2 separate regions of the Homo sapiens genome follow, and region 2 is linked to region 1. Evidence: read pairs that join two places in POLR2A ChIA-PET (ENCODE). Cell type or tissue: PC-9. All regions are shown on one strand. Links, peaks and the distances in the headings refer to the core of each region. The heading gives the core; the rest is flanking DNA.

Region 1 (11,443 bases), core at 3,027-8,026:
CATCTTTCCCCATGCTGTACTTGTGAGCACATTTTATCATCTAAATGCAAAGTGTATTTTATCACTATCTAAATGTCATCTTGTTGAATTCAATAGTTGAGATAATTTCATCATTCATTTTATTAGCTATCTGTTGGAGATATGAATCTCCTGAAAATTTGATGGCAATGCCTTTGTGTATGCCTTTGAATAAAATATGTTAACCAATAGGGATTAGAAACAGATATATCAACAGCAAAGGCCAAAAGGGCCAGGTGAGGGAAGGCCTGGGAAGGCAGTGCCAGGGAGAAGTGCTCGGCACTAAAATTCACTTCAAAATTAATTGTATTCACTGCTGTTTCACAGGCGTCCTCATTAGTCTAGTCTGCTATATCAGAAATCCCAATGCAGATTTAGGAAGCCAGTAAATTTGTCACATGCACTATGTATGGTCAGTCAATTGGCCCTGCTAGCTCTGTTCCCTTATTCAAAATGCCTAACAAGTTGCCAGGTGATGCAAAATGATTAGCTAATATATTATCCAGTATAAAACCAGCTAACTGGACCAGAAGGACAGAAGGTAGAGGAAAGCTCATCAAAAGCTTACAGTGAATCAGATGCAGTGTCCTGTATGCAATGCTATTTATAGGACTTCCCAGGCCAGGCTTCCTCACTCTTCCCCACCCTAGAGCTTTGAGTCCATGTTAGGGAGGTTGTATCATGAGCTTTGGCATAGAGGGCCTGACATCAGGTCAGTCTGGTATAGAACTATGACAACCAAAAAAAAAAAAAAAAATCTTGTCTAATCATCCAGACTTTCTCATTCTAGAAAAAAAAAAGTTAGACAAATTAAATTTAGCAGAGTTTATTTGAGCAAAGAAACAGTTCATGAATCAGGCAGCATTCTGAAGCAGTAAAGGTTAAGAAAGCTCCATTCAGCAATATGAGCAGGCAGTATTTATAGACAGAAAAAGGAAGTGACGTGCAGAAATAGCCTGATTGGTGACAGCTCTGCATTTGCCTCATTTGGACATGTCTAAGCAGTTTACAGGCCCTGATTGGCTGAAAGCTCAGCTGCTATGATTGGCCAAAACTCAATCAGTCATGACAAGAATATACTCACTGCAAGTTACATTGCAGTGTATTTACATATTAAGTTACAGTTTGCTACATATGGTTACATATTAGGTTACAGTTTGCTACATATGGAGGCAGCTTTAGGCCAAATTTCATTTAATTTAACACTAGTGTCTCTTTTTCTATCTACTCCCTTCCCACCTACAGACCAAAACAAGCTGCCTTAGTCTTCCCAAGGAAATGTCTGCTTTGTAAAAATGGAATTTGGAGAGAACCATGTTGACCCAAAGAAACTGGCATCAAATAGTGACCCTAAAGCTAGCCCAACAAGCTCTGGAACAAGATTCTTTGGAGCATGGGCCTTCAAGTACCTTTCAAATCATATTATAAAGTAGCAACCTAGGCTACCAACTCGTAAAGACGTTCTTTGCTGGCTGAACAGCAATCCAGGTTTCTCAAGCTGTCAACCAAATGTAAGGGAAAAATAGACCCAGACTGACATGGTTTCTGAGAGATTCCTCAAATGAAAAGAAACGTGTAGTTTATCTGGACCCCTCAGAATTACCAGTTCCTGGAGAACCTGCATTTGTCCAGGACTGGATTGAAGGAGAAGCACACTAGGCCTAACCACTAGAATGTCAGTTGCAGACTTGGACCTAGAATAGAGATGAGGTGTGTGGGTGTACATGTGTGTTTGCAATGAGAGAAAGAGGAGACACAATCTCAGTGAAGTATAACCCTCCTCTGACCCAGCTCAGTAAACACCCAATTCTTCACACAGACTCTACTCATGATTCTGCTCTAGCAGCCCCAGGTGTATAGTGTTAACGTCTCATTTTTAAAAACGTATGTACTTCTAGTGCTGTCACATAGACACTTTATTTCCACTGGTTCTGACTGCATCTATGGGGAGTAGGAACAGTATTGTCTGCAGTCAAGAGGTGTGGGAACAAAGTCAGGTAAGTTAAAGTCACTAAAAGCAAAACAAGCACTGGAACTCAAATGTCAATATCTAAACACACTCTTTGCTACTAAAGGTAAAACGCTTGGAAAGTCTTTTTGCAAAGGGAAGACTAGGGACACAGAGCAATGTGTGCAAACTGATCAGACTTGAAACCATATAGAAAAGAGAAGACCCAACCCTAATGCTAGAAAACATGTTGAGAATGAAAACCTCCTTTGCAATCATCTTTCATTTTCTAATAAGACTTCCATGGAAATCACAAAGTCAAAAGTCACAGAAGTAACATGAAATCAGTCTAAAAAGCATTTTTGAGTGGTAGAGAGTCGGCCTCTTGTCTAGAACAAATTAGTTCCCTTGGATAAAATTAAATAATTCAATTTTAATTTTGCAAGAGGGAAAAATAAACCTGTGCTTCAAAAATATTTACAGGGTTTTTTTTTTTTCCTTTGCACTCAGTGACCTGGAAGATGAAAAGAAGGCCCTGAGCCAAACCAAAATCTGTCCATGGTTTTCCACAAGCTGGACTGGGTTTGTAAATGTTGCAGTGAGAAAACTTCAAAGTCATAATTTAGGTCTGTGCTGCCTGGTATACACATACCTTGCAATTTTAAACATTGCATGATTTATTTCCTTCATGTTAAAAACAGATATTACTTGTAGAGGCTAAAAAAGACCTTGATATGATAAAGTGAGTTTTTAGATATTCAAACTCTAGAATTGGCCCTACAAAGTCTACAATGTTTTTCTAGTATCCATATTCATAAGCCTCTAGGTTTCCAGGATCTTTCATGAGAGGCCACCCTGTAGCACAGTTAGTGTATCTACCAAAGATGCTTTCCTGGCTTTGCTAATGCTGGTACACACAAACCTGGGCTTTCAAAAAGAAATGACAAACTGCCTTCCTTACGGCTTCAACTGCAAAACGACCTGCAGAATAAGTTAGGATGGGTGGATGCACTAAAATGAAGGCTTCTCGATGTTCCCCATTTGATGGTGACACTCTGCTTTTTTTCCACAAGTCATCATTGGCTGATGTTCCACTAAACATGCACTCTTTGAGAAGGATGTATTAGAATGGTTACTCCTTCCTGAAAGGGCATGAAATGTAAATCACCTTCATCTCCACTTGTACTTCTCTAAACCTAATTGGGACTGATTTTCAGTATCTCTTTTCATGTCTTCTCTTTGTGCCCCAGTCACTGGAACCAAAGAGGGCCAAAATTGGAAGAGTAGACCCTTTCATTTGTTTAACATTTTCTCACACCATAATCTCATGTAACCCCACTTCTCCCTTTAGAAAGCTTAGGTGCATGTGTCTCTTAAGTTAGTATGGTCATATATATATCCTGCTCATTTCATGGCTCCATTTTACAGCCCAGAGATGGACTCTGGAGACCAGGGGCACTGTATCTAGAAGAGAATAAATACAAAAAGGAAAGGGGCTTAAAATTAAGCTCCATGACAAATGGTGAAAGAAATGAACTATTTGATCTGAAGCAGACAAGGCATGTGTGCCTCAAGGTACAAACCTACAGAGGTCTAACATGTGGAAAGGAAAAAGGTATACTACCCTAAGAGTAGAACTATGAACAAAGGATAAAAATTACAAGGAGAAAGATTTTGGTTCAACGAATGAAAAATCTAAGACAGAAGTTCCATTTGAAAATGTCTGCTGGAGTAAGCTTATCATCACAGGACACATTTAAACAAGGGGAAACGCCACTTGACAGGGACAAAGAAAAGGGAATTCCTGGAAAGGATGGTCAGGCCAAATGAAACTTCAAACCTTAAAATCCTATAATTGTTACCTATGCCTAAATGAGAGAAATACACAGATCCAATACTTCTGTTCATAAAAACAGTTGTTAGCCCCTTCCACTCAGGACAGGGAGAGGGTTAGACAGTAGGTTAAGATACAGAAACAGGCTGAAGGAATTTAGGCACTCCAGGAAAGACAGAATGGGCATGTGAGAGTAGGCAAATAAGATGATTATAACTGTGTTATTAGATAGGTGAGTAGTCACATAAAAAACTTTAAGTAAGGAGCAACTATCTAGCATTTTAAGCCTCCATCTTGACTCTTCCTTAATATGCACAGATAACATATATTTGAGGTAGGCATATTTAGGGCTTGGAATTTCTTTTTTGGACAACTGATTTAATTCTTTAGGTCTTATCGAAACCATAGCTGTGAATTAAATGTGGTCAGAAGCAGATAGGTAACTAAGAGTTTGACAATAAAGGAAAGAAAGGAGTTTCTATTATTTTCTAAGCGTCTCTGTGACTCATAATCTTAAGTGTAATTAAACTAATACAAGCATGTATTACACATTTTATTTTGCTATGGTTTGTGTGATGTACCGGAAATGAAGCTGATGGGGAGAGGGCAGAGATGGCCAATTAGAAGCAGCTGTGGTACCTGGCTCTCACAAAGAGGAAAGAAAGGAGCAAGTGAATACCACACCTCCAACTGAAATATCCAGGTACTCGCAGTGAGGCTGATCAGGAAAACAGCTTGACCCATGGAGAACATAGAAAAGCAGGGTGGGGCGATAGCCCACCTGAGAGCAACACAGAGCCAAGGGAACCCCCATCCCCAGCCACAGGAAGCAGTGAGTGACTGTGTGACCCCAAGAAACCAGACTTCTCCCACAGATCTTTGCAACTGTCAAATCAAGAGATTCCCTTGTGAGCCCACACCACAGGGCCTTGGGTCCGACACACAGAGCTGTGTAGAGTCTCAGCACAGCAGCTGCTCAGGCACACACAGAGACCCAGGAGCTTTACCTACTCTGGCTTTGGGATCCTCAGCAAGGCAGGAGACCTGTATATACCCCTAGGAAGGGAGCTGAATCCAGGGGGCCAGTGTCAGTCTGTGGGCCTCACTTCCACGGTACCTCACAAGATAAGATCTACTGGCTTGGATTCCAGCCAGCTACTAGCAACAGGGTGGAGCCTGCCTGAGATGGGTCAGAGACCCGGAGGACAGAGGCAGGCCACCATCTCTGCTGTTTGGTCAACTCAGCCATTCCAGCCTGTGAGCTTTGGAAAATCCAAATGGTCTGGACAAGGAAAGATTCCCCCCAACACAGCAGAGCTGCTTTGCCAGAATGTGCCCAGATTGCCTCTTTAAGCAGTATCCCAAAACATTCCTCCTCACTGGGCAGGACCTCCCATCTGGAACCTTCGGCCACTCCTGCCCATTTTCTATGGACAGAGTTCTGATCTCTCCCTGAGGGAGAGGTGTGGGCCACCGCCTTGGTTGTTTGGACAACTAAGCCACTCCAGCCTGCAGGGTGTGGAGAGTGCAAGTTGACCAGCACAGAGGCAGCTCCCCAGCATGGCAGAGCTCTTTTGTCAAGGTGTAGTCAGACTGTTTCTTCAAACAGGAACCCAATCCACTCCTCCTTGCAGGGCAGGTCCTCCCAGTCAGGGCCTCTGGCTACCCTGCTCTAAGGACAGAGGTCTGATTTCTCCCTGGGATGGGTGCCCAGGGGGAGGAGCAGGTCACCATCTTTGCTGTTTGGGTGACTCAGCCATTCCAGCCTGTGGGCTTTGGTGAGTCCAAGCTGACATGGCCGGGGATGGGTCCCCAGGACTCCATGACTGTCTTGTTAAGGTGTGGCCAGACTGCTTCTATAAAAGGGGGCAGGATCCATTCCTCCTTGCTGGGCAGGTCCTCCCAGCTGGGGCCCCAGGCCACCCCTGCCCATGTTCTATGACCAACAGAGTTCTAATTTCTCCCTGGAATGGGGGAGCCCACGAGATGGGGCAGGCCACCACCTTTGCTGTTTGGGCATCTCAGCTAGTCCACCCTGCAGACCTTGGATTGGGGGCTGAAGGGATCCTCAACATAGCACAGCTGCTCTACCAAAAAGCAGCCAGACTGATACTTTAAGCAGGTCCCTGATCTCGTTCCTAGTGACCCCAACCAGGGTCTCCAGCCACCTTGTACAGGCATGTTTAGGCCAGCAACAGGTCAGTAGCCCTCAGGGCAGAGCTCCCAGAGAGAGGGGCAGGCTGCCATCTTTGCTGTTTTGCAGCATTCACTGATGATACCTTCAGGTACTAGAAAAACCGAGGTGACTAGGGTCTGGATTGGACCCCCAGCCAAACACAGCAGCCCTACAGAAGAATGGCCAGGCTGTTAAAAGAAAAACAAACAAAGAAAAAACAACAATAACAACAACAAAAGAAAACACAAAAGAACCCATCCAAAGGTGAGCAACCTTAAAGATCAAAAGTAGATAAGCCCACAAAGATGAGAAAGTATCAATGCAAAAACAATGAAAACTCAAAAAACCAGAGTGCCCCCTTTCCTCCAAATGACCACAACACCTCTCCAGCAAGGGTTCAGAACTGGGCTGAGGCTGAGATGGCTGAAATGACAAAAGTAGTCTTCAGAATGTGGATGAAAACAAGCAAACAAACTTCGCTGAACTAAAGGAGCATGTTGTAACCCAATGCAAAGAAGCTAAGAAACATGATAAAACAATGCAGGAGTAGACAGCCAAAATAACCAGTATAGAGAGAAACATAATCGACCTTATAAAGCCAAAAAACACACTACAAGAACTTCACAATGCAATTCAAAGTATTAATAGCAGAATAGACCAAGCAGAGGAAAGAATCTCAGAGCTTGAAGACTGTCTTTCTGAAATTACAGACAGACAAGAATAGTGAAAAAGGAATGAACGAAACCTCCAATATGGGATTACGTAAAGAGACTAAATCTATGACAGATTTGGGTACCAAAAAGAGATGCAGAGGCTGGAATCAATTTGGAAAACATACTTCAGGGTATCATCCCAGAGAACTTCTGCAATCTAGCTACACAGGCCAACATTCAAATTCAGGAAATGCAGATAACCCTGGTAAGATACTTTACAAGATAATCCCCAAGACACATAATCATCAGATTCTCCAAGGTCAAAATGAAAGAAAAAAATGTTAAGGGCAGCCAGACAGAAAGGCTTGGTCACCTAACGAAAGGAAGCCCATCAGACTAACAGCAGACCTCTCAGTAGAAACCCTACAAGCCAGAAGAGATTAGGGGCCAATATTCCACATTCTTAAAGAAAAGAATTTCCAGATTCTGTTCCAAGATGGCCAAGTAGGAACAGCTCCAGTCTGCAACTCCCAGCGTGATTGATGCAGAAGATGGGTGATTTCTGCATTTCCAACTGAGGTACCTGGTTCATCTCATTGGGACTGGTTGGACAGTGGGTGCAGCCCATGGAGGGTGAGATGAAGCAGGGCCGGTTATCGCCTCACCCAGGAAGTGCAAGGGGTCAGGGGATTTCCCTTTCCTAGCCAAGGGAAGCCACAACAAATAGTATCTGGAAAAACGGGATACTCCTGCCCAAATACTGCGCTTTTCCAATGGTCTTAGCAAATGGCACACCAGGAGATTATATCCCATGCCTGGCTCAGAGGCTCCCACGCCCATGGAGCCTTGCTCACTGCTAGTGCAGCAATCTGAGATCGACCTGCAAGGCAGCAGCCTGGCAGGGGGAGGGGCATCCGCCATTGCTGAGGCTTGAGTAGGTAAACAAGGCGGCCAGGGGAAGCTGGAACTGGGTGGAGCCCTCTGCAGCTCAGCAAGGTAGACGCCACCTCTGGGGGCAGGGCATAGCTGAATAAAAGACAGCAGAAACTTCTGCAGACTTAAACATCCCTGTCTGACAGCTCTGAAGAGAGCAGTGGTTCTCTCAGCACAGTGTTTGAGCTTGGAGAATGGACAGACTGCCTCCTCAAGTGGGTCCCTGACCCTCGTGTAGCCTATCTGGGAGACACCTCCCAGTAGGGGCCGACTGACACCTAATACAGGCAGGTGCCCCTCTGGGACAAAGCTTCCAGAGGAAGGATCAGGCAGCAATATTTGCTGTTCTGCAATATTTGCTGTTCTGCAGCCTCCACTGGTGATACCCAGGCAAACACGGTCTGGAGTGGAACCCCAGCACACTCCGACAGACCTGCAGCTGAGGGGCCTAACTGTTAGAAGAAAAACTAACAAACAGAAAGGACTAGCATCAACATCAACAAAAAGGACATCCACACCAAAACCCCATCTGTAGGTCACCACCATCAAAGACCAAAGGTAGATAAAACCACAAAGATGGGGAGAAACCAGAGCAGAAAAGCTGAAAATTCTAAAAACTGGAGTGCCTCTTCTCCTCCAAAGGATCACAGCTCCTCACCAGCAATGGAACAAAGCAGGACGGAGAATGAATTTGACGAGCTGACAGAAGTAAGCTTCAGAAGGTTGGTAATAACAAACTTCTCCAAGCTAAAGGAGGATGTTTGAACCCATCACATGGAAGCTAAAAACCTTGAAAAAAGATTAGATGAATGGCTAGCTAGAATAAACAGTGCAGAGAAGACCTTAAATGACAAGATGGAGCTGAAAACCATGGCACGAGATCTACGTGACACATGCACAAGCTTCAATAGCTGATTCGATCAAGTGGAAGAAAGGGTATCAGTGATTGAAGATCAAATTAATGAAATAAAGTGAGAAGAGAAGTTTAGAGAAAAAGAGTAAAAAGAAACGAACAAAGCCTCCAAGAAATATGGGACAAAGTGAAAAGACCAAATCTATGTCTGACTGGTGTACCTGAAAGTGACGGGGAAAATGGAACCAAGTTGAAAAACACTCTTCAGGTTATTATCCAGAACTTCCCCAACCTAGCAAGGAAGGCCAACATTCAAATTCAGGAAATACAGAGAACACTACAAAGATACTCCTCAAGAAGAGCAACCCCAAGACACGTAATTGTCAGATTCACCGAGGTTGAAATGAAGGAAAAAATGTTAAGGGCAGCCAGAGAGAAAGGTCAGGTTACCCACAAAGGGAAGCCCATCAGACTAACAGCGGATATCTCGGCAGAAACTCTACAAGCCAGAAGAGAGGAGGGGCCAATATTCAACATTCTTAAAGAAAGAATTTTCAACCCAGAATTTCATATCCAGCCAAACTAAGCTTCATAAGTGAAGGAGAAATAAAATCCTTTACAGACAAGCAAATGCTGAGAGATTTTGTCACCACCAGGCCTGCCTTACAAGAGCCCCTGAAGGAGGCACTAAAAATGGAAAGGAACAACTGGTACCAGCCACTGCAAAAACATGCCAAATTGTAAAGACCATCAATGATAGGACAAAACTGCATCAACTAATGGGCAAAATAACCAGCTAACATCATAATGACAGGATCAAATTCACACATAACAATATTAACCTTATATGTAAATGGACTAAATGCCCCAATTAAAAGACAGAGACTGGCAAATTGGATAAAGAGTTAAGACCCATCAGTGTGCTGTATTCAGGAAATCCATCTCCTGTGCAGAGACACACATAGGCTCAAAATAAAGGGATGGAGGAAGATCTACCAAGCAAATGGAAAGCAAAAATAGCAGGGGTTGCAATCCTAGTCTCTGATAAAGCAGACTTTAAACCAACAAAGATCAAAAGAGACAAGGCCATTACATAATGGTAAAGGGATCAATTCAACAAGAAGAGCTAACTATCCTAAATGTATATGCACCCAATACAGGAGCAGCCAGATTCATAAAGCAAATCTTTAGAGACCTACAAAGAGACTTAGATTCCCACACAATAATAATGGGAGAGTTTAACACCCCACTGTCAATATTAGACAGATCTACGAGACAGAAGGTTAACAAAGATATCCAGGACTTGAACTCAGCTCTGCAACAAGCATACCTAGTAGACATCTACAGAACTTTCCACCCCAAATCAATAGAATATACATTCTTCTCAGCACCACATCGCACTTATTCCAAAATTGACCACACAGTTGGCAGTAAAGCCCTCTTCAGCAAATGTAAAAGAACAGAAATCACAACAAACTGTCTCTCAGACCACAGAGCAATCAAATTAGAACTCGGGATTAAGAAAATCACTCAAAACTGCATAACTACATGGAAACTGAACAACGTGCTCCTGAATGACTACTGGGGAAATAATGAAATGAAGGCAGAAATAAAGATGTTCATTGAAACCAATGAGAACAAAGACACAACATACCAGAATCTCTGGGATACAATGAAAGCAGTGTGTAGAGGGAAATTTATAGCACTAAATGCCCACAAGAGAAAGCAGGAAAGATCTAAAATCGACACCCTAACATCACAATTAAAAGAACTAGAGAAGCAAGAGCAAACACATTCAAAAGCTAGCAGAAGGCAAGAAATTACTAAGATCAGAGCAGAACTGAAGGAGACAGAGACACAAAAAACACTTCAAAAAAATCAATGAATCCAGGGGCTGGTTTTTTGAATAGATCAACAAAATGGACAGACCACTAGCAAGACTAATAAAGAAGAAAAGAGAGAAGAAACAAATAGACACAATAAAAAATGATAAAGGGGATATCACCACAAATCCCACAGAAATACAAACTACCATCAGAGAATACTATAAACACCTCTATACAAATAAACTAGAAAATCTAGAAGTAATGGATAAATTCCTGGACACATACACCCTCCCAAGACTAAACCAGGAAGAAAGTGAATCTCTGAATAGACCAATAACAGGTTCCAATAATTAATAGCCTACCAACCAAAAAAAGTCCAAGACCAGATGGATTCACAACTGAATTCTACCAGAGGTACAAAGAGGAGCTGGTACCATTCCTTCTGAAACTATTCCAATCAATAGAAAAAGAGAGAATCCTCCCTAACTCACTTTAAGAAGCCAGCATCATCCCAATACCAAAGCCTGGCAGAGACACAACAAAAAAGAGAATTTTAGACCAATATCCCTGATGAACATTGATGCGAAAGTCCTCAATAAAATACTGGCAAACCAAATCCAGCAGCACATCAAAAAGCTTATCCACCACGATCAAGTCAGCTTCATCCCTGGGATGCAAGGCTGGTTCAACATACGCAAATCAATAAACGTAATCCATCACATAAACAGAACCAACGACAAAAACCACATGATTATCTCAATAGATGCAGAAAAGGCCTTTGACAAAATTCAACAGCCTTTCATGTTAAAAACTCTCAATAAACTACGAATTGATGGAACGTCTCTCAAAACAATAAGAGCTATTTATGACAAACCCACAGCCAATAACATGCTGAATGGGAAAGAACTGGAAGCATTCCCTTTGAAAACTGGCACAAGACAGGGATGCCCTCTCTCACCATTCCTAATCAACACAGTGTTGGAAGTTCTGGCCAGGGCAATCAGGCAAGAGAAAGAAATAAAACGTATTCAATTAGGAAAAGAGGAAGTCAAATTGTCCCTGTTTGCAGATGACATGACTATATATTTAGAAAACCCCATCGTCTCAGCCCAAAATCTCCTTAAGCTGATAAGGAACTTCAGCAAAATCTTGGGATACAAAATCAATGTGCAAAAATCACAAGCATTCCTATACACCAATAA
Region 2 (5,998 bases), core at 999-5,998, 78 kb before region 1:
AAAACAATCAGGAAAGTGACTGATGATCAGAGAAGTCCATGAGGGTAAGGAGGCTGCTAACAGCAGCCCCACTAACATCTTTTATATTCATGACTTGTTGACTAACGGGCTGTCATTCTGTCTCCCAGAAATAGATCAGAATGACTGAAAAAGCCCCAGAGCCACATGTGGAGGAGGATGACGATGATGAGCTGGACAGCAAGCTCAATTATAAGCCTCCACCACAGAAGTCCCTGAAAGAGCTGCAGGAAATGGACAAAGATGATGAGAGTCTAATTAAGTACAAGAAAACGCTGCTGGGAGATGGTCCTGTGGTGACAGGTATGTGTGTACAGAGAACAGGGTGGGTGGAAGATCGCTGAGAGGGAAGAAGACATTTTGGCTGCTCAGGAGCAGCAGCAAAGGGAAGAGGACCAACTGCTTCCAGGAAAAAGTGAGCGAGGCACAATTTATATATGCTGATTAAAGTTATGAACTGTATAATTAAGTCTTCTTAAGAGATAAGATGCAAGTCAGCAGTGAGATAGGCACACATAACACACAGAGGGGATTTAGAAAGAATTCCAGGCTACCACTTAGAATTGTATTTCTCTCTCTCCATTTTCTCTCTTTCTCAGTCCTTACCTAACCGTTCATCTCTTCCACATACACCGCGGCAGAACAAGACATGGCCCAGAGATATAAATGGACAGTGCCCAATTAGCAGAGTACCTGACCCATAGCCATTCAGGAAATGTTGGATGTCAATAATTAGATGGACCTACAAGTGCCTAAAGCAGAAATAACTTTGCTGTAATTTACAAGGCCATCAAGACCAAGCATAGCAAACCTGCCACATCCATTTCTATTTCTACTCCAGATAGAAAGATCACTTTTATTTTCATACTCTCTGTCTCCCACTTGAAATGCACACACCCACTATACACATGTCTCTTCTTGGTACTTACATTCCCTTTCGATCCTGCAGATCCGAAAGCCCCCAATGTCGTTGTCACCCGGCTCACCCTGGTTTGTGAGAGTGCCCCGGGACCAATCACCATGGACCTTACTGGTATGTAGACACATCTGTACTGTTCAAAGGGGGCCTAAGATATCACAAAGAAAACTTGGTCTCTGTCTCCTGTTCCAACAGAAGAAAACTGGTGAATCAGAGAGATATATATGCTAGGACCAGTTAACAAATCATTGCTCTTAGAGTGCACAGTATTTACCATGTTTCATGAAAAGCCCAATCTTTATCTCTATTTAATTGAAGAGAGTGCAGGCATACACATTTGATATATTTACAGATTTTTGTCTCCACATGATAGTAAGAGAATTGTTATTTATGCAATAAAGACTGCTGATGGAAATATTAAGAAACAAATTGTGTGCTTCTGAAGTTATAAGGTTTATACAGTCTAAACATCAAAGTATTGATCTTCTATCCACTACAAAACTTACTGGAAGGTGAGAAGCAATCCGGAATTATACTAGAAATTCCACTGCTATAGATTGAATTGTTTTAGCTTGAAACTCTGATTCTTGTTAAATAAACAACGTCTCCTACTAAAGGCGTACAAATTAAGATGTTATTTTCTTTCACCTTATTGTAACTAAGGGTCAAGCCTTTCCCTGAGACTTAGGGCTTGAGGAGGAGAGAGACTGGGAAGGGGGTTATTGTGGAGGAAATGGGCATCAGAGGGGATATGAGAGGAGAAGCACGGAGCCAGGAGATTGGGGCCTTCAAAGGCAAGTTTTTAGTGGAAAAAAAAAATAGTTACCAAATGAAAAAATTGGACTCTTGTGAGACAGACAAAGCACAAGTCTAGAACAGTTGGCTTAGTTAGCAGCAGAGTAGTTCCCCTCTCACAGGACACAGCCAGTCTTTACCTTATATGGGCTTTTTTGTCAGAGGGAGGAAATCAGAGGCTGAGAAGGCACACTTCCTGTTCAACTGAAATCATTAGAGCAGGCACACACACACATTCAGCTACCCCGACATGCTGACATCTCTCCAGGAGAGAAACTCACGCTCTCTCACCAGAACTCAGAGTCTTCCTAATATTACCAGGTACAGCTGCCAGTTTGCAAGATAAGGTCTGAATTAGCGCTAAAGAAATCTGTTCTCTTCAGCAGGACCTGGTAGTATTGCAAGGAAAACTTGGTCTCTGTCCCCTTTCCCAGCAGAGGAAAACCAAATTGGGTTTTCTGTCACTAACAAGCTGCTATGCATGAAGAAAAGCATAGAGAGTGATTACCTCCTTAATCAGGGTACAGGAATTTGGGACAGATCCTGGTTTTATGGAACCTGAAGCTTTTATAACTTCAGTGATATTCCTTAAGAAAAATAGTATGAAATTGCAAATGAAAATACAAGAGTAAACACAAAGGTGAACATTTTCTTAAAGTGATAAAATGAATAAAAACAAGTAGAATTTTAAAAGCTAGAAAATGCCACAAACATCACCAAATCTATAAAAACAAATAGCTGACACTCCTAAATACTATTTTTCTTATATGTTTTATTTGAGGGGTAAGGGGCATATTCTTTAATAACCTCTTCATTTGACCAGTAATATAATTCTCAATGAGAGAATAAATGGACCAAAAAAAGATTTATCTTCACAACTCATTATTTGTAATGTCTTGTGTATTTTTAGCATTGTCATCAAACTTGGGGGCAGGGAAACTCTCATGTTTTTCATAACAGAGCTGTAAGATTTCAGGCATTAAGTGTGTGTGTGTGTGTGTGTGTGTGTGTGTGTGTGTGCAAGGACTAAACTCAAATACTCTGTGAATTGAGGGCCCTGTGAACCATGTTGCCCTCGTGGGCCCAACAAATTTTTCCGGGACTTAAAAGTCATTTATTAACTTGTGTATCTGCTTTTGAGGATAAACTCTCTCTAAATCTTCTTCTACAGGAGATCTGGAAGCCCTCAAAAAGGAAACCATTGTGTTAAAGGAAGGTTCTGAATATAGAGTCAAAATTCACTTCAAAGTAAGTATCCTGCCTTGTGTGTTTTTGTAAAGTTTAAATCTTTTCTTTAATCAGTGACTACATTTCTTGCATGATCATGTTGAGGTACTTTTTGTTTGTTTCTCCCCTAGTACCCCCAAGCTGGGTCTGGAATGTCCTCTTCCCAGCCCTGAGGGCTACCTGTTGAGACCCACGTTTGCCTCCTGTCTTTTCCTAGCCAGGACTTCTTAAACTCTTCATTATCTCTTAAGCCAATGGGATCCCTCTGTGAACTCCAAACACATCCTCGAGGCACACACTGCTTTGTGTTGTACCACCTGTGTCATTTCTTCTTCATAGAATATAAGCACCTCAATCTAGGGTGAAATTGTACATCTCTCCTTTCCAATATTTCACACAAAACTTTGTAAATAGCATATAGTTCATGAATATATATTGAAAAGTGGACAAACAAGTGAATCAACCAATAGGAAAAGAAAATGGGACAGGGCCTCAGCTCTAATTGCTCAAGGATTATATAAATCCAGGAAGTGTGATCTTTGCTAAAGAACTGGAAATTACAATTATAGTTGTGGAACAGGTAACCAGGAAAGAGGAAACTAAATAAGAAATAAACTGACATCTAATATATCCCAATGAGCCATATATCCCAATGAGCAGCCAAAATCACAAGAAAAATAACTTTGACTTTGAAAACAAATAAGTTAGAAATGCAGTGTTTGCACTTCGTGGTTTATGTTTGCTTTGGTGGCCTCTCATTCCCACTTAGCCTCAGTCTCCAGGGCCTGGGCTCCACCAAGGAAGACTCCATCTGCTCTCTCTATTTGCACACTGGGAACTTTTTTCCCCAAGGTACAGGATATGATTCAGGGTTTATGGATGACCTCCCTACCCCATACAAATATAACTGAAAATAATTTCATCCTGGAAATATTTGTTGATGCCTACTCTATAATGGACACTGAGCTAGGGTTCACTTACTTGTTTCCTGTCATATTATTTATTATTGGAGCACCTGAAGGTTTGGTAAGGCATTATATCAAAATATGCCTAGAATGGGTTGCACATCAGTTTCATTTTTAATCATTGATGCTATTGCATTAATTTGTCTATTTGGTAAACCAGGTTTCCTCAAATGAAATGTGACAGGTAAATTTTGACGTGACTAAGATGCAAAGGAAAGCTCTGGAACAGGGGCTTCTCCTCTGGATGGGGAGGTGGAGGAGGAATGTGGTATGTGGGTCTGTGTGGACAGGTTTACACATTAGGATGATGCAGGAGGAGGCCACAGAAAGGGGCTTTTGAGTACTCTCTAATTCAGAGGTTTGATGGCTCTCTGGGTAACCTACGTAAAGTTGAACCATCCTGTGGCTTGTCCCAGCATGGTGCTACAATTAGAAGAAATGCCAGATCAAAGTCAAAAATCCTTGAAAAACAACTTAAATCTTCACTGAAGTCTCTTGAAAAATGTCCAAGAAAGTTTGCATTTATAACACAAGTAACACATGTTAAGTCCTCTTTCACAATCTCTGTTAGTTGCACTCAATGTTCTTTTTCTCCTCCCAAACTTCTTAGCACTTTCTAAAAACCTGACCTACGATTGTTATTTTAGGTTCTTCCCAACTTTTTTTCTGCCTCCCAAGGAAATGTGGTATCTCTGACTTCCACAGCTCTCACTTTGATTCATAACACCAAGGCTTCTTCCCCCTGGAGTGGGAGACACAATAGGGATGGGGATGTGGGCAGAAGAAGAGGATTCTATGAATATTCATAGTTTTATTTCACCCACCCCAAATGTATTTATATTAAATGGACCCACTGAAGAGCGCTGGTGAGATGGTAGACTCTTTGTCTTGAAGTCCTTATTGCTACACCAATATAATTCTTCTTCTTAGGTCTTTCTCCCACTAGGTGAAAGGGATAAGCTTCGGGACATCTAGAAAGGTGCATTTATTTTCCCTATTCCTATGAGCTACATTTGAGACTCACAGTATTAGAAAGCCTGGGCTTTATCACAGTCTCTTTGATGATGCTAATTTTTTTTCTGACAGCTTTTCATAGGTTTATACTACAGATTTACCCTGTGACAGTCAAGAATCTAAGCTGGCAGAGTTCACTGCTCTGCCACCTCCCTGCCAACAAAACAAAAGATAGCACTGGTTGATTGGTTGAACTATTGTGTCCAACACAAAAGGACAGCCATAATTATTGTTGAAGAAAAATTATTTGAAGATGCTTTAATTCTTCACATTGGTGAACAGATAACCAAGCTCTTCGGCTAATGATGCAATGTCCACTTTAATTTGTTTGTATAGACATAACGACTGTGTAAAATTAACAGACAACCCAGGTCAGTCCCAGGTGAAATGAATCATGGAAAAACAAAGTTCTTGGGCTGTCCACATTTTCATTCTGCGTTACTGAATTTTCTTTGAAAGGCTTGGGAAAATAGCAAGATCTCAGACAACGTCTGAAAATGACAGACATCCAACATACTTGCCAGATACAAGTGAATTTCACCCATTATTTCAGTTATATTGCAGTCACAGCCATCTTCTAGACATGAATTTTCACTTTCCTCCTTGTTGTTTGTTTTTTATATGGTAAGTGGATCATCTCTGAGGTTGTGGTTTTTAGATATTTACATAATGTGCTCTATTGGTATCTTCATAACTTTTCCTAAGACAAGGATGGTCTCTTGGTCAGCAGTATTGGAGAGGGAAAGCTCAAGGCCATTCTTGGGACCATTGAGAAAGGAGAAATACAATGAAGAATATTGGGCCAATGTTTTAATGAACCACTCCTCTCTCCCAAAACGGTAAAAATCAAAATGTTCGATAATTAAACCAGTTTGGCAATGTTGCATTTTATGATTTCCCCTCTCTAATCTTTGCCTCACAGCCATGCTAAATAATTATAGAAACACCAATTCTGAACTAAATCTTTAGTTTTTTCATTGTCAGAGACGATTCAGCTAGGCAGGATCAGCATGAAAGATGAGAAAAAATGAAAGACCCTCTTAATCTGAACATCTTGGTT

Evidence for each region. Peaks named below come from ENCODE experiments on the same cell type or tissue, not always from the same donor. Only the 100,000 strongest peaks of a DNase experiment are listed, where the experiment ranks them.
Region 2: POLR2A ChIA-PET joins it to region 1 with 11 read pairs; 5 of 35 experiments call an interaction of 5 or more read pairs at or near these places.

What each region holds. Positions count from the first base shown.
Region 1 is chr12:14,863,156-14,874,598 of GRCh38, reverse strand. No RefSeq gene overlaps it. Among named protein-coding and RNA genes, the nearest start is that of MGP, 17 kb to the left of the region's middle. In PC-9, for the core only: no CTCF peak of the experiment used is centred there; a DNase peak (open chromatin) is centred at 5,498; H3K27ac peaks cover 306 bases.
Region 2 is chr12:14,944,855-14,950,852 of GRCh38, reverse strand. It overlaps ARHGDIB (Rho GDP dissociation inhibitor beta), which reads left to right. Exons shown (of 6, transcript NM_001175.7): 2 at 129-321; 3 at 968-1,051; 4 at 2,904-2,980. The coding sequence starts at 141. Among named protein-coding and RNA genes, the nearest start is that of ERP27, 9.3 kb to the right of the region's middle. RefSeq lists enhancers at 1-406, 1,576-1,785. In PC-9, for the core only: no CTCF peak of the experiment used is centred there; no DNase peak of the experiment used is centred there; H3K27ac peaks cover 863 bases.